3 separate regions of the Homo sapiens genome follow, and all the other regions are linked to region 1. Evidence: read pairs that join two places in POLR2A ChIA-PET (ENCODE). Cell type or tissue: OCI-LY7. All regions are shown on one strand. Each heading gives the region's core, and the rest is flanking DNA. Links, peaks and the distances in the headings are about the cores only.

Region 1 (5,844 bases), core at 408-5,407:
TTGCAATTATTTTCTCCTATTACATAGATTGTATTTTCACTGTTGGTTCCTTTAATGTGGAGGAATTTTTAAGTTTGATATAGTCTCATTTGTCCATTTTTGCTTTTGTTTCCTACACTGTCAGTGTCATATTCAAGAAATTATTGTCAAATCCAATGTCATAAAGCTTTCCTCCTATGTTTTCTTCTAGGAGTTTTATAGTTTCAGGTCTTAGGTTTAGGTCTTTAATCCGTTTTGTGTTAATTTTTGTATATAGTGTAAGGTAAGGGTCCAACTTCATTCTTTCACATGTGGATATCCCAGCTTTCCCAACACCATTTGTTGAAGAGATTGTCCTTTCCCCATCATGTGGTCTTGGTAACCTTTTTGAAGATCATTTGTCCATATGCATGAGGGTTTATTTCTGGGCTCTCTATTCTGTTTCATTGGTCTATATGTCTGTCATTATGCTCATGCCACATTGTTTTGATTATTGTAGCTTTATATTATGTTTTGAATTCAGGAAGTGTGAAGCCTCCAATTTTGTTCTTTTTCAAGATTGTTTTGGAAATTTGGGGTCCCTTGAGATTCCATACGAATTTTGAATTTTTTTTCTATTTCTGCAAAAAAAAAGCTATTGAAATTTTGATAGGTATTACATTGAATTTGTAGATAGCTTTGGGGGTATGGCCATTTTAACAACATTAAGTCTTCTGATCCATGAACATAGAGTGTGTTTTTGTTTATTTGTGTCTTTAATTTCTTTCAGGAATGATTTGTAGTTTTCAGTGTATAGGTGTAGTTTTCAGCTTACCTCCTTGATTAAGTTTACTCCTAAGTATTTTACTATTTTTGTTGCTATTGTAAATGGGATTGTTTTCTTAATTTTTTCTTGGATTGTTCATTGTTAGTACATAAAAGCACAACTTTTTTCATGCTAATTTTGTATCATATAACTTTGCTGAATTCATGTAATAACTCTAACTGTGTTTTGGTGTACAATTTTCAGGGCTTTCTACATATAAGATCATGTCATTTGTGAACAGAGATCATTTTACTTCTTCCTTTCTGATTTGTATGCCTTTTATTTCTTTTTCCTGCCTAATTGCTCTGGCTAGGACTTCCAGTACCAAGTTGAATAGAAGTGGTAAGAGGAAGCAAGCTTGCCTTCTTCCTGGTCTTAGAAAGCTTTCAGTTGGCTGGGTGCAGTGGCTCACGCCTATAATCCCAACACTCTGGGAGGCCGAAGTGGGTGGATCATTAGAGGTCAGGAGTTTGAGACCAGCCTGGCCAACATGGTGAAACCCCACCTCTACTAAAAATACAAAAATTAGCCAGGTATGGTGGTGCACACCTGTAATCCCAGCTACTTGGGAGGCTGAGGCAAGAGAATCACTTGAACCCGGGAGGTGGATGTTGCAGTGAGCCAAGATCGTGCCACTGCATTCTGGCCTGGGTGACAGAGTGAGACTATATCTCAAAAAAAGAAAGAAAAAAAAAAAAAAGAAAGCTTTCAGTTTTTCACTGTTGAGTATAATGTTAATTGTGGGCTTTATACAGTTTTGTTTTGTTTTGTTTTGTTTTGTTTTTGTTTTTTGAGATGGAATCTCACTCTGTTGCCCAGGCTGGAGTGCAATGGCATGATATCGGCTCATTGCAACCTCTGCCTCCCGGGTTCGAGTGATTCTCCTGCCTCAGCCTCCCGAGCAACTGGGACTACAGGTGCGTGCCACCACGCCCGGCTTATTTTTGTATTTTTAGTAGAGATGGGGTTTCACAATATTAATCAGGCTGGTCTTGAACTCCTGATCTTGTGATCTGCCCTCCTCAACCTCCCAAAGTGCTGGGATTACAGGCGTGAGCCACCATGCCAGGCCCACTTATAGTTTTACTTTTTAAAATATAGGGCTTTGAGACTGGTTTTAAAATATTAAATTTGGTTGAAACTAGTCACACATTAGAAATGATAGCTCAGGATGACCAACTGGCAACAGAAAAATCTGCATACGTATTTTCTAGATGTGGGCTTATGGAGACATATGGGGCCATACCTGTCTTGTGAGCTACGTTCTCTCATGCTTAGGTTTCAAGCGGGGTGGTTGACAAAACATACCCAGCTCACGTAACTAACGATAAGTCATTTGCCCGGGTGGTCCTTTAAGGCCAACCTTGACGTTTCACACATGTGAGCCTGATTGACCAGTGAATGGAGAACACTCTTCGTGGGTCTGCTGAGGAAGAAGAACTTGGAGAGACTAATCACCATTTTCCTACTAGGTTCTTAATGGCTTTAGAAACTGAGTTTCTCTCTAGACTTTGATGAGAAGCAGAAGAAAAAGCAACCAGGAAAGAACAATATAGTGCTCTGATATGTCTCAGAGCCAACTACCATGAATACCAAAACAGACATTGGCAAGCAAGGATACAGACCTGTGAATTGCAGCTATAAGAAATTAAGAAATACCACCCTGAGCAGGACCAAGTTGAATTTGGAAGCTATGGCTTGTTTTTGTTTTTGTTTTTAAGTGATAAGCTGACTTGAGATAAAAGGAAGGCGAGAAGGCTCATTCCTTCAATTACCAACTGCTTCCTGAACATGAATAAGCATGAATAAGGCATGTAAGTAGGCACTATAGAATACTGAGGAGAAAAGACACACCTATTCATCACTATGATGTGATGTAGAGATAAATACCATGAGAGGGTGAGGAAAGAGAGCTATCGGCAACGCACACTGTTAATGATTTAGGAATTCCTCCTCCTTGAGCAAGCAATCAGATCATCATCCTTAGCTCATCAACAGCTAATATTACAGTCCCTAATGCCCTTTCTTACCATCCCACTTCCTTCTTACCAACCCTAGTTCCAGTTCTGCTCTACCAGCCTTAGGGTAATCATGACCTGGTGCAGGGAAGTGGGAGAAGAGGCACTAGGCAGACAAACAGACCGTGCTGGACAGATAATTCATGAAGCCTTAAACACAGCTGCAGAATTAAAACAGAAATGTCAAGGGAACAAAGTGTTCCAGCTGACTTAACTTCCTGCTGATATGTCTCTGGGGAGGAGGGGTGAGGTCTGGAGTTCTAGTATTGGGGTAGAGGGAGGGCAGGGGGTCTGGTGCCGGTGGGAGCAGGACTTACGTCTTTTCAGGCATGGGTACCCAGGAGTTGAGTTCCCATCTGCAAGGCTGTTGACACTCACTTCCTGAGGCTGGCCATGGTCAGAGGAGTCTCTCAGCTACTGATGTGCCCAACCTACAGAAAAACAGGATGTTAGGTTTCAGATCTGATTGAGCCATGAGATGCAAATTCCTTTTCCACCCCACCCCCACCCCTCTCCCCAACGGCTGCCACCCACACCATTCCCCTTTCTGCGGCAAAGCATTCATCTCCCTGTGTGACTTCCATCAGGGGCTGTCTGCTTCCTTTGCTTCATTGCCGCCTGGCTGTAAGGGGTCAGATTAGTGCTTAACCCATTTCATTATGGTTTCAGATTTATGGTCATTTTGATTAGGAGTTCCTTACCACATTCCTGGGTGACTGATGAGAACTCTCATCAAATTAGAAAAGGAGAACGGTAAAGTCACTTTGCTCTCTGCAAATCACCTATCTGGTAGGATCTTCGAATCCCCAGGCCTCACTTTGGCCCCTTTGCCTACAGGTTATCTATAGGTAATTGGTTGTCAAATCTTTCTTTCCCTTGGTTAGTCTCATCCCATCTCTTTCTCTTTGTTGCCACCTAAAAGCCCTTCCACGTGCAATGAAGGAAACAGAAGCAGAAAATACAAATCAGAAGCCACTGCTCAAGTTCAATTATCTTCAAAATACAGATATCACCCATTTTCGCAGATGCAAACACCAAGCGCAAAACTCTCCCAGAACAACATTCTGAGTGCAGCAGGATCTCCATAAGGAGGCTGAAATGGATTCCAAACTTTGTGCCCACTCAAAGGACGGATGTGCACCCTGTTGGAGCGGGCCCCGCAAACCTGAGGACTGAAGCTGGCTCTGGCAATAGCTCACGTTCTCTTCTACCCCCTCCGCGGGCTCCTGGGGCTGTTTGCTCACAGGATCCTTCCACATAAAGCTCTGCCATCAGCCCCTGCACCGAGCACACCTAAGTCAACGTCTTCTTCCTCTTGCCCCCGAGGCCTTCCTTGACGCTCCATCCTAGTCCTTCCGGCCTTCCTCAGTACCCAGCAACATCCAGTCTTACACTGCTTTAGCACATTTAGTATTTAGCTTGTATTCTGATTCGAAGACTCAAGGATCTATTACTGCCTTTTCAGATAAATGACACTCACAAGGTATGAACTCTATGTTTGCCTCATGGGTCCTAGAGTGGTATTAGGTACACCAAGATGAGAAAAGTCTTTAAAAGTCTCAAAGATTATCACACAGCAGGAAGCAGGCAGTGTAATTATAACATACTCCCAAACCATAAAAATACGGAAGAGACTTCAGCACCAGGAGTTGTGACTTTATACAAGGAGATGATAGTATGTAAACTAGTTGATATGTGGTAATTAGGAAAAAAGGTCAGGTCTTTAACTGCGCTATGGTATACTGTATATTACAACTCCCTATGTTATTACTGCATTTTTAAGTGGGCATGTGAGAAGTGGATGACAAAATGAATTATCTACTTTTTTGCACGGGGCTAGTGTGCACTCATTCATCCAACATGTATTGATTCACCAGATTTGAAGGTGGCACTGATCATAGAACTTTGACTGAGATAGGGTGGAATGTGCCTTAATTAAGCTTAAAGTTTCATAAGAATATAAAGAAAGTAGATGGGGCCGGGCATGGTGGCTCACGCCTGTAATCCTAGCAATTTGGGAGGCTGAGGTGGATGGACCACTTGAGGTCAGGAGTTCGAGACCAGCCTAACCAACATGGTGAAACGCCGTCTCTACTAAAAATACAAAAGTTAGCCAGGCGTGGAGGTGGGTGCCTGTAATCCCAGCTACTGGGGAGGCTGAAGCAGGAGAATCGCTTGAACCTGGGAGGCAGAGGTTGCAGTGAGCCGAGATCATACCATTGCAGTCCAGCCTTGGTAACAGAGCAAGACTCCGTCTCAAAAAACAAAAAAATAGAAAGTAAATGGGCAATTATATAATAATTCTTTCAATGGCAGTAATAGTACAGGTGTTGAATGGCACATAGGAAATATCTCTCTCCCAGGTGGTGGGAGAGTGGGGAAAGGGGTGGTGGTGGTCAGGACCATTTTCCTAGAGAAAGCCTGAACCAAGAACTCTTACTCAAAAATGAATAAAATTCACTTTGCGCAAATCAGGAAATGTATTCCAGGCAGAGGGAAGAGCCAATTCAGGGACCTGAAAGCAGCTCAGGATGCCTGGAGTCTGGAATACTGGCTGTTCTCTGTTGAGAAGAGGCCAGACAGATAAGTGCAGCCATGTCAGGAAGGGATGTGAGTGAGCCATCTAAGAAGTTAGCCTTTATCCTGAATGCTTCTGGGAGCCAGTTACATGTTCTTGAAAGATTATTGCCTGTGGAGCGGAAAATAGATGGGATGGGGGGAGTATGAGTCAAGGCTGGAGGTAAGGAGAACAACTAGAAGATGCAGAGATTAACTAGGACACTGTTTTCATAATCCTGACGTTAAGAGGGCAGTGACAGTGATGGAGGGAGGGGGGATGATGTCAGGGAGCTTCAGAGCTAGAACGGCAGCACCTGATTGCTAAAGATGAAGGATAAATCGAGAGTGACTCCCAGGTTTCTGTCATGAGCAAATGGATGGATACTGAGGCCACTGCAAGAGGGAAAGAGAAACTATCAGGCGGGGACACAGGTTTTCAGTATGTTTTTGCAAATGAGCACTTTGCCAAAGTCAAAAACAAGA
Region 2 (5,844 bases), core at 357-5,356, 63 kb after region 1:
TGAGCAGGAGACTGACTTAGAGTTCTGTCCTTTGTCCCGCACCTGTGAAGATAAGCTATCAATTTACATTGTCAGGGTAAAATTCAACAAAACTGTTTAGGGAAAAGATCTTGAGGCCCACAAGGAATTTTCTAGTGGGAAAAATTATGAGGGGGGTATGTCGCTTTTTAATCTTTGTTTATCTTATTCAGGAATAAAGTGGGAGGCAGATTTGCCTGATGCGTTTCACAGCTTGACTTTTCCCTTTGGATTAGTGATTTTGCAGTCTGAGGTTTATTTTCCTTTCAAGCCCATCCCATCTGCATTCTACACCAAAATGCCCTCCAGGCTCCCACTGGAATAACAGGACCAGTCCCCTCACATTGAGAATGAAAGGCAGCTTAGGGTGACTAAGGAGACATCCCAGACCTCAGTCTTTGGGCCTCTTCTCTTCCCTATTCTCTGTTTCCTCTGACTTTATGCAGTCTCGTAACATCAACTACCATTTCTAGCTAGTGACTCTCCAAGTTTTGTTTCTGGCCTGAAACACTTCTCTGAACTCCAGACTTGGGTATATATTCAACCTCCTGCATTGCATCTCCACTTAGACGTCTAATAGACATGTCAGACTTTCATGACCAAGGAAGAACTATTCATTGCCCAACTAGCCCCACCCACCCCTCTCTCCCCAACATGGCTTTCAACCCAGAAGCAAATACCCCATGCATCCCGTTATCCAAGTCAAACCTTCAGGAGTCATCCATGATTCTTCTCTTTCCCTTGCTCACACCCATGCATCAGTAATTCCCAGCAGCCTGACCTTCAAATCCCATCCCCCTGCACAAGCCCTGTTCACTCCCGCACCCAATCTCAGCTGGACCGCTGCCAGCACCTGCCTCTGCTCACCCTCTTCCACTCCTGTCCCTCCTCCACAGACAGCTCCTTGATGCGCGACTCAGGTCACGTCCCTCCTTGAAACCCTCCAAATGACATCCTGCTGGTTCAAGATAAAACACAAACTGCGCGCTCTGGTCCATGAGGCCCAATGTAGCTGGCCTCACACTACCACTCGCATCTTCCCGCCCCCTCTTGTTGTCCCTGCCACCCTTCTCTTTTCTCTGCCCCTCAACCTTTGTTTCTGTCTGTGCTTCTGCTCAGAACAATTTTCCTTTTCTCTTTTCCCCAACTGGGATTCAACTCATGTGCTCTCTCTTCAGAGATGTCTTCCCACATTCCCATAAAATAAGTGCCCTGTTTTATTTTCTTCACAGCGTTTAACAAAGCGTCTTATGGTTTCGCTGTGTACCTGTTTATTGCTGAAGTAGCAACTTCTGAAGGGCAAGGACTGTCTTGTTCACTGATGTATCTCAGGGCCTAGACCAGTAAATGCCTATTAACAAGAGACTAAGTTAACTCTTCCAGTAAAGGCATAGAGTTAGTACAGCATGTTGGTGTGGAAAGAGCTTTGGAATCCAGAAAATTCTCATGCCTGCACTTACTGACTTGAATAGTAACTTACTTAGCAACTCTAGGCCCCAGTTTCCTCTTTTAGAGAGGTAAGAATTACAGAAAATATATCAAAGGCTGTAAGGACAGTGCCTCCCACATAGGAGGTACTCTGGTAGATGAGCAGGTCAAATGGACCTACCTGGTTCCCAGTCCAGAACCCTTTCCATCCTCCTAGGATAGTAATGGTCAAACATTGGGATACATTGAAGAACTAGGGATAACTAAGGACATAAAGGAAGATTCTAGAGTCATTGCAGTATTTCAGAGAGATTCTATGGTGGTCTTTTTGAAGTGATGATTTAAGCGTGGTCACACTGGAAGGGGTGATCCCCTTCAGTTCTGGAGGAGTGAAGAAGCAAACATACCTCAGACCTTTGAGGCTCTGGGCTCTGGCCTATTTCTGGTGAGAGAGAGAAACTTCCTTTTGGCCAAGAGCATAGTTCTTCCAGCCCCACACTGGGCTCTCTCACTGCATCTTCTCTTAAGCTGCAGATGATGAGGCCTTCCCTGGGGCCTTGTTTCCCTAAACCATAGCCCAAAGGCTGGGAGATACTGAGACCTTGGATGAGCGCAGAAGGTGGAGAGACAGGGCAGAGCCTAGGAAGCAGGTAGAGCCTAGTCTGGCCTGTACATAAAGGTCTCATTATGTGGATGGTCAGCAGTATCCAAACTGTGTTTACGCAACATGGCAACAGCGGAGGGGAAGTTCCATGCTGTCCAGACACAGGGGCTCCTCAGTTCTCGGAAGAAAGTCCCATAGAAATAGAAAGTAAACACCAGAGGTGATTTTCTCCTAGCCTTGGCAAAGTCAGGCCAGACAGTAACCACAGGCATGGTTTCCGAGTTACCTGGCATGGCCCAGCTGGAAGGTAGCAGGGAGGGCTTCGTAAGCAAGACCTGGGCCCAGGAAGATGGAGTACAGGCCTGCGATCTGTAAAGACAAGTGTGAGCTAAAGCAGGGCACAAAGGGAGATGAGTGCAGAAAACAGATCTAAGACATGGAAAATGGCCCAAGAAGAAAGGACAAGCTGAAGTCAAGGCAATGACCAGGACCTGGAGGGTAGATGCTGGCAGGGGAGGGACTTACATACATCTGGGTATGGTCCATGGGGGTGAGTTGAGGGTGTCAGTGACTTTGTGAGCAGGTACCCAGGCCCTGACACCAGCAGACCAGGTCGGATGGGAGGAGGAGGAGGAGGAGGAAGAAACCAACCTTAGATGAGCCCTGTTTTTGTTTTTGTTTTTGTTTTTGTTTTTGTTTTTGTTTTTTTCAGGCAGAGTCTCTGTTGCCCCAGGCAGGAGTGCAGTGGTGCAGTGATGTGAGCAGGGCTTACTGCAGCCTCGACCAACTGGGCCCGAGTGATCCTCTCTCCTCAGCCTCCTGAGTAGCTGGGACCATAGGCACACGCCACCACACTAGGCTAATATTGTATACAGATGGGGTCTCTCTTTATTGCCCAGTCTGGTCTCGAACTCCTGAGCTCAAGAGATCCTCCTGCCTTGGACTCCCAAAATGCTGGGATTCCAGGCTTGAGCTACTGTGCCCAGCCAAGTACATGCTATGTTTCAGGCTCTGTGCTAAGTACTTTATGGACATCACAGGAACAGAGAAAGAACATTTAATCCAGAGAGGCTAAGGGTGTCTCAGGAAAGTCTGGGAATAGGTAGAGAAACTGAAGTTCTCAGACCTAACAGTCAAGGTGAGGGTATGGCCTTAGCGGGACTGCCGTGAAGAGCTCCTGGCCCATGGCTGAGGTGGTATGGTGCTGAGCACACTGGAGAGGGGTTAGCAGCTGTACCTGCCAGAACTGCAAGGCAGAAATCCAGGCAAGGCATCAAACAGGCTGAGCCACCAGCCCCGATTCATCCCCAAGACCACACTTCTTCCATTGCAGCTATGCAAATCAGAGGCTAATAATAATGTTGAGATTTGTATAGCACTTTAGAGTTGCCAAGGCACTTTCACAAATGATGCTACTTAACTGATGTCCATTACTGGAGTCTCAGGAGTTGGAGTCAGATGTTTCACAGATTACCTTGTTTGGCCTGTTCTGTGTGACTCTGGCTGTCACTTGCCTTCTCTGGGTTTAATGTGCCTGGAGGGCAGACGGTAATAATCAATCAGTCTTCTGCAACAGAGGATGGGAAGTGTCTGGAGAGGGGCTGATGGTGACAGGATCTGCCAAGCTTCGACAAGCTCTGGAGTCCTTAGTCTAAAGAAAAGCCATTCACTAGGCTCCAGGAAAACAAACTCAGAGGTAATAGAATCTTTCCTTCAACCCAGCTTTTAAGCCCTAAGTGCTTCCAGAAGCCTCAGAGTTCTCTCACTTCTGAGCCCCTTGCCAAGGCTAGTTTTGGGACAGGGAAGTAAGGGAGGAGCTTTTGATTCCTATACAGCTCTATTTTTAACTGGAATTTATCTTCCTGCTCCACCAGTGATTGGCGCCTTTGAAACTGAGGTAAAGCACACTGTCAGCAGGACCCAAGCATAAATAGCAGGGGACAGAGAGACTGATCTGTGATGTGGGCAAGAAGTTAGACAGATGGACAAACCAATCAGCCAGCATCTTTGCCAAGAACAGCTCAATTAATCACACACTGTCCCCAAGCCTCTCTCTCGTTGTTCCATTCTCTGACTTCCTTATGTGGCAAGTGTGAGGGTAAAACGTGTCAAGTCTAGGAGCCCCTCCCAGTGGGGAACTCATCAGGGTGGGGCCTCGCACTCCTCGGCTTTCCCCCAGCATCATGGGGAAATCTGGCATCTTGAATAGAGGTGAATCCTTTTATATCTTTATGTGAAATCAGCATTTGGTGTTTAGGCTGGTATGGAGATGAGCTTGAATTATAGCAACCCACAGTAAAGGGGTACCTGTCTTTTCCTCCAGAACAGCTGTTCGCAGATCGGAAAGTCCATGGCCCCAGCAGTTCCTTCAAATCCCTAAACGAAGCCTTTTTTTTTTTTTTTGAGATGGAGTCTCATTCTGTCACCCAGTCTGGAGTGCAGTGGTGTGATCTTGGCTCACTGCAACTTCTGCCTCCCAGGTTCAAGCAATTCTCCTGCCTCAGCCTCCCAAGTAACTGAGATTACAGGTGCACACCACCACACCCGGCTAATTTTGTATTTTTAGTAGAGATGGGGTTTCACCACGTTGGCTAGACTGGTCTCGAACTTCTGACCTCAAGTGATCAACTGCCTCGGCCTCCCAAAGTGCTGGGATTACAGGCGTGAGCCACCATGTCCGGCCTGTCAAAGCCTTCTTCTCAAAACTTTGCCCCATTAACTTAACTTCCCTGCTGGAAGTGGCTGGGAGGTGAGGAGATCTGCCCCTCCCTTGCTCCAAGGGGACAGCATCTTAGAATGACTAAAGTTATTTACTTTGGAGGGAGCACCCAAATAAGAAAGCTCAGAGACACCACTTTTAGCACAAAAGGAGGGCCATGGAAGAGTGTGTGTGTGTGTGTGTGTGTGTGTGTGTGTGTGTGTGTGTACAAGGGAGTAAGCTCGCTGCTGGAGGGAAGCATCCTTTGTTTTTGTAGACCACAAGAGCCAGGGAAAGGCAGGATGGACTTTCTCAGACAAACTGCTGCCCAAATCCTCCCATTTTCAGACTAGACGTGAGGAGGGGAAGTGCAGGGGGAGTTCGAAGTCTGTGTAAGAAATGCTGCCACCATGGTGACAAAAGACAAAAACCTAATGTCTCCGGGACTGGACATGTAAAAAATCTTATTCAAACCAAGTGGTTATGTAGGCCTCCTGTAACAAGGCAGAAACGAACTGGCCATTTCCAGCATCACTGACTTACTCTGTGTGTCTTGGTGACAAATGGTACATGAGAATAAATGGTGTCCTGGGGTGCATCTTGGCCTCTTCAGGGAACCTGGGGGCACCTCAATGGAGGGACAGCCACGGTAAACTGATGACCACACTGGAGGCAAGACTCACCGCCAGTAACAATAACAACCACCCTTCCAAAGCATTTGCAATGAGCCAGGCCTTGTCCCAGCCCTCTGGGTATATAGCAAATCATTTAATCCACAAAACAACTGATGAGGGATGTGCTACAGCCATCCTTGTCAAGGCACAGAAAGGCTAAGCCATTTGCCCCAGGTCCCCAGGCTGGTAAGAGATGGAGCAAGTCAGTGCTTGAATCCAGGCAGTTTGGCTCCCATCCACTGTGCTATCTGCTCTCGTGTCACTTACTTATTAATTCCACAAATATTTACTGAGCGCTTCTTTACCCATGGCACTCAAGTAGGGAACAAAAGACACATATATATGTGTTTCAAGTTCAATAAAGGGCATTTGCTCACCCTTGTTCAGGAGGTAAGGAGACTCGTACACTGTCGCAGACGTTG
Region 3 (5,844 bases), core at 457-5,456, 51 kb before region 1:
ACACCTACAACTTATATTTATCCTCCAGTCCAGCTTTATAACCTCCCCTGGTCTCATGCCTTAGTCTAGAAGTGGAACATGATGGATAGGGGAAGGAGGGGCTAAAAAAAACCTCAACAACATGAACTGAAAGTGCATATGTTGGCAGTAATGTTTGGCAATAGTGGAGGTCCAGTTTCGATGATGCCCGGTGGTTGTAGGCCAGTGCAGAGCTGCAGTATCCGGTGCAACAGTTCCCCATGAAAGTGGCTCATCTGAAGGCTGTGACAACAGAAGAAGGGCCCTGATGCAGCTGTGCAGGCAGAGGTGGCCCGAGCAGGCAAAGGAGGTTGAGCTCATAAGTGAGACGCCTCTGGTGATAGGAGCGACTTGGAGGAGAAGTAGAGGCCCCACCATCATGAGTGGAGACAAGGGTCATCAATATAAAGAGCTACTGTGAATGTGACTCACTTTGTCTCCCAGGCAAACAGAAGCCACTTAAAGCTTTCATTGAAAGGAAGGAGAAATCATCAGCTAGATAGATAGTGACTATGCTGGAGGTGAGTGAGAAGTTGGCTTTGGTCCAGGTCTCAACTGGGCAGCTGCTGGACTGAATCCAGACTGGCTGGCCCTTACATTCTCCTTGTTGCTTGTCTACAACCTCCGAGAGTCTTGAGCTGGGTGTGAAAGTCTCCTTCTACCTAAAATGTGGATGTGTGATGCAGGGAGGCGTCAGGAGATAGGGAATGCTGGGGCTGTTTTTCCTAAAAGCAAGAAGGAAAATGAAAGCTTAATAATGACAGGTAAGGTTGAATTGTCACGATAATATGTGGCTTGTATATTGGGAGCTTATGCCATTTACTTCTTGTTCCACATGCATCATTCCTTAAACAAGTGTTTGCTAAATATTTAATGTGCATTTATATTTAATGGAAGGGGTTTTTTGTACAGTAGAAAAAGTCACACAACATCATATGCATTAAGACTGATAGTCACAGGTTTTTACATGTGGGGATGGCTTAATTTTGGAGGTGGTGACCCAAGGCACTGTTAGTGACCTAGATGACCACTAGAATACCAGATACAGTCACAAGAATGAATTCAGAGCCCTTTAAAAGCTATGCCTAGCAAATTCCATGAAGGGTGTGTGAAAAATAAAAGACCAGAAGGCACTATAGAAAACAATTCTCCTGCTCCTCAAGCAATGATAAACGAGATTGCATCATGTCTTTGCTTAAACCCTCCAGTGGCTACTCCTTACACTTACTAGCTACACTGCTTGGCATGGCCTGCAGGGTCTGACCTGGTAGAGCGGGCCTCTGCATACCTCTCCAACCACACCTCCTGTTCTCAGTCCCCAGCTCCAGCCACATGCCTCTCCTGGCTGCTCCCCAAACATCTCCAATCCCTTCTGCCTCAGGGGCTTTACACTTGTTCCTCTTTCTGCTAAGAACTTTCTTCTCTGAGCTCTTCATGAGCCAGCTTCTTTCCAAACCCCTTCTCAACTGTTGAAGATAATTTCATAGAGACCTTCCCTGACTTACCCCATCCAAAATACCCACTTCCAGACACTCCCAGCTCCATTACCCAGTTTTGTTTTTTTCCTAGCACCCACCACGATTAATCATTATATTACTTAGTTATTTGTCCACCGTCTTCACTAGGATGGAAACTCCATGGGAGGAGAAACTTGTCTGTTTTGTTCAGCTCGGAATCCCCTGGGCATAGAACAGTGCCTGGGCCACACAGGTGCACAGGCACTGATTGTTAAATGAATTAATATGTGGATGATTAAATTATGAGCCATGTTTTAAATCGGGGTGTCCACTTTTTTGGCTTCCCTAGGCTGCATTGGAAGAAAAATTGTCTTGGGCCGCTTGTAAAATACACTAATACTAATGATAGCTGATGAGCTAAAAAAAAAAATCGCAAAAAATTCTCATAATGTTTTAAGAAAGTTTACGAATTTGTGTTGGGCTGCATGCAGCCCACAGGCCACAGGTTGCACAAGCTTGTTTTAAATGTTTTTAGCTATGTTTCCTTCCATAGTTTCTATAACTTGAAGTACAATTTAAGATGATATCACTCTACATTCTTTTACTTCTATCAAAAGAATATATTCTTTCTATCTATGTGCCCCAGTAAGAAGCCCAAGAATTCTGGGCTGCTCTTCAAGCCATGGGGTCAGTTACGATTGCCTTGTACAAAAATAAATCATTTGATAACTGGGAAACTGGAGTCTTCTGCAGAGAGGCTGCATTCAGAGCCTGTATGTGGAGCTGTTGAGGATGCACAGGATCTCTTCCAGAAACAGGCAGCCTAGAGCCAGATGCAGGTATGGCTGGAAACTTGCCATTGCAAAGTTTTTCAGGGTGCAGGGATGAGAGGATACCCTCTCCCATGGTGTTGTCCTAAGCTGTGGTCCCTCTGTGCACCTGTGAGTCTGAACCCCAATGTGACAGCTCCTTGGTTACATAAAACTCTCAGCATAATCACCATGGCAAATATTTATCAAGCTCTGTGTGCCCAGTACTATTCCAAATACTTTCATGTACTATCTCACTTCATTTTCACATCAACTCTACGACATAATACCACAGGTCCTCAATTTCACATCCTCATTTCCAAAATTCAAAAAGCTCTGAAAACAGTCATTTGCCAGCACACCTTCCCTCGGTGAGACTCTTCATGTTTTTTATCCATCCTGTGCTCCGCAGGTGTTCCTATGTTTCACTGCAGAACTATGAATGTTGTGGAGGAAAAGCAACCGGAACACCATGACCGTAGACTTTAATCCAGACTGCCAGGCAGAAGCAGTCCCTGAAAGGAGTGTTCTCAAATACCTTGGGGGAGGAGGGAGGGTTTTTGGGTTTGTTGTTTGTTGTTGTTGTTTTTATTGCTGTTATAGGGCCTTAGCAGGGGGGTCAGCCTTAATTCAGGAAGTTCAGGAATAGTAGGTGAGGGATGGATTTTAGAAGAGAGAGGAATTCTTGCACATCAGCCACCATTGTTCAGGCAATTTGGATTTCATTAAGAGGGATGAGGAGGAGCAGTTAGGGGCTAAGGTCACGTGTTAGAGTGGGTGGAAGAACAGCTGTGGAGGACGAGGACATGCCACAGCCTCAGTGGAAACTTCTTGGTCCTTCGGTGTCTCTCAGTGTATTCGATTGCAGGTACTGCTCCAGACACCACTTTCTCTATTCTAGGAAGTTTCCCAGGCTGCCTCAAGAAATGTGAAATTCTTTTCTTTTCTGTGTAGTACATAAAATAGATACTTCTGGGCAGCTTCTTACCTTTCTCAGATCTGAAAATCCTGAATTCTGAGACACGTTTGGCCCAAGGGTCTTGGGTAAGGGATTACGAGCTCTTTTTCTCAGCCCCATCTTACAGCTGAGGAAACTGAAGCCCCTGGGGGTTACAGACCTTGCTCAAGATCTAGCATTTAGTGAGTAGACTAACAGACATCCTGTTTTCCACAAGTCACTCCCAGGTGCCAGAGAGGCTGGGTCAGAAGGAATGCATAGCCCCAGGTAGGTGCTGTGCCCAGAGGTGCCCTCCTCACGACCACAGCATCCTGTCCTGGGTGGGAGGTAGAGTCACTGCCCCTCTCCAGACAGAGGTCAAGGATGAGTAAAAATTCGCCCTGATGTTGCCATGTTTCCTGCTTCTCCAAGAGTTGGTGAAAGAGCCTGTGGTTGTTTTTCTCTCCACTTTATTTCCTTCCTGATAGACTTTCTTGGCCATTCACAATAATTTGTTTTTATTTTTTCCTTAAGGATGACATAGAATGTTTTTAAAAGCCTGACCCCTTATTGAAAGTAAAAAGAAAAATGCCTAAAGAGGGTAACATGCTCTGGCCAGGCCTTCAAGATCTGACAGGAAGACAAGGGCAGCCCCTTCCCACTGCAGGGCTTCTCTGGCCATGCAGCCATGAGGTCAACTCCCACTAATAAGCACTTTAACCCTCAATAAGCGCTCTCAATACTTCATGGGTAAAGATGGGCAAATGTTTTTAAAAGCAGACATGTTACAGAAATTTTTAGTAGGCCCCACCTCCAAAAAGCAAACAAAAAAAAAAACACTGCAGGAAGGGCTCCATAAAATGTTTATTTCACTGCAACCTCTTCGCAGAGCCTAGTTTTGTTCTACAAACAACGCAAACCACCTACATTCTTCACACATAAGCTTATTATGACCCTAAGTTTCATGTGGATTTCAAAAATGTGATTTTCTCTTTGGGAGGAGGCAGGTAGAGGTAAATTAACCTCCTTTCTTATTGCTGGCTTAGCTGCCCTGGAGGGCTGTGGGTTACGGAGTGACTTCATCAGGAGAACAGAGGGATGCTCGGGAAGAAAGGCTGGAGCAGCTCCTGTCTCAGCCGCACAGGGAAATGGATGCCTGACTTGCTGTATTATAATAGCAACGTCTCTGCAGGGAACTCATTTCAATACTTTATATACTGAACTTGCTTAATAAGAGGCTAGCATTTCTCAAAGAAATCAGTTTCAACTATGATTTTTTAAATGCTAACCAACTACAAAGTAACCCACAAATATCGGAGGGCTATACTAGTTATTTAAAACTTAGCAGCCTAGAGAGCCCCGTTTCCTTTAGTTTAGTTGTGTCACTTTTTCCTTTAACATTTAAATGGAAATATTTCATATGCTGGGCTTGGAAACTCAGCATTTCCCCACAGAATAACTGAGGATTCCCAGGGGTATATGCTGTTCACAATAGTTTTCTGCAAGATTTTTTATCTTGCTGGAAGCTTTCTCTGCTTCTTGTCCTGAATTAACCCAACAAACACTACTTTGCCTTAATTTCCCTGCAACAAACACTGCTCACCCAAAGCATAGCAGGTTTTTGTTGAAGATTTAGGGGAGGCGTTACATTGCCATGTACCACGGCAGATTATTTAAAATTGAATGTTTCAGTCTCTATTCTAGAAAGCTTCCCAGGCTGCCTTAAGAAACTTGAAATTCTTTTCCCTTTAATATGTACAATAATTTTGCTCAATGTCTTCTCTTAGCACAGCCAACGAGGCATGGCAGTATTTTTCCACAATAAAATGGCTTTCTGAGCATTTTGTTAAATGAAATATATTTCTTCTTTTAAATAAATTCTAGGGCCCATTTTAAAACTCCCTCTTTCACATTTACAAAATTTCAAAGGGAAACTTTAAGTAGTTACTCAGTATATGCTGATCAAATAAATTTCAAGCATACTGCTTAAATTCATCTTATTCCTCCATAGAAAGGGAGGAAAGCCTGGGGACAGTGGCTCACGCCTGTAATCCCAGCACTTTGGGAGGCCAAGGTAGGTGGGTCACTTGAGCCCGGGAGTTTGAGACCAGCCTGGGCAACAAGGAGAAACCCCATCTCTACAACAAATACAAAAAAAAAAAAAATTAGCTGGACATGGTGGCACACACCTGTAGTCCCAGTTACTAGGGAGACTGAGGTGGGAGGATCACTTGAGCCCAGAAGATCAAGGCTGCAGGGAGCTGTGAGCATGCCACTGCTCTCCAGCCTGGGTGACAGTATGAGACTGTTTCAAAAAAAAAAAAAAAAGGGTGTGTGTGTGTGTGTGTGTGTGTGTGTGTGTGTGTGTATAACATTTGTGTTTGTGTGTGTGGGAGGAACATCTGAGTGGGCATTTTGTGCCAAAGGTAATCATGTGTGCTATCTGTGGTAGGCATTATACTGTCCACCCAATATTTCTGGCTCTCTGCCTTCTGGGCACAAGGGGGGCCAACTTAGGGTTAGTGGGGCCATATGACTAGTTCTGGCCACTGAGATCTAAATGGAAATGACATGTATCACTTCCATTCAGACCCTCCAGAAGGCTCTTTCCCTTACCCTAGGT

Evidence for each region. ChIA-PET counts read pairs that join two places held together with the same protein. Peaks named below come from ENCODE experiments on the same cell type or tissue, not always from the same donor. Only the 100,000 strongest peaks of a DNase experiment are listed, where the experiment ranks them.
Region 2: POLR2A ChIA-PET joins it to region 1 with 7 read pairs; 17 of 35 experiments call an interaction of 5 or more read pairs at or near these places.
Region 3: POLR2A ChIA-PET joins it to region 1 with 9 read pairs; 7 of 35 experiments call an interaction of 5 or more read pairs at or near these places.

What each region holds. Positions count from the first base shown.
Region 1 is chr1:167,614,601-167,620,444 of GRCh38, forward strand. No RefSeq gene overlaps it. Among named protein-coding and RNA genes, the nearest start is that of RCSD1, 13 kb to the right of the region's middle. RefSeq lists an enhancer at 2,744-3,943. In OCI-LY7, for the core only: no CTCF peak of the experiment used is centred there; DNase peaks (open chromatin) are centred at 2,141 and 3,111; H3K4me3 peaks cover 3,980 bases; H3K27ac peaks cover 4,770 bases.
Region 2 is chr1:167,677,735-167,683,578 of GRCh38, forward strand. The region is part of intron 1 of RCSD1 (RCSD domain containing 1); the gene reads left to right. Among named protein-coding and RNA genes, the nearest start is that of TRP-CGG1-1, 34 kb to the right of the region's middle. RefSeq lists a silencer at 2,544-2,747. In OCI-LY7, for the core only: no CTCF peak of the experiment used is centred there; no DNase peak of the experiment used is centred there; H3K27ac peaks cover 943 bases.
Region 3 is chr1:167,563,555-167,569,398 of GRCh38, forward strand. No RefSeq gene overlaps it. Among named protein-coding and RNA genes, the nearest start is that of CREG1, 13 kb to the left of the region's middle. RefSeq lists an enhancer at 535-1,734. In OCI-LY7, for the core only: no CTCF peak of the experiment used is centred there; DNase peaks (open chromatin) are centred at 1,297, 2,587 and 3,407.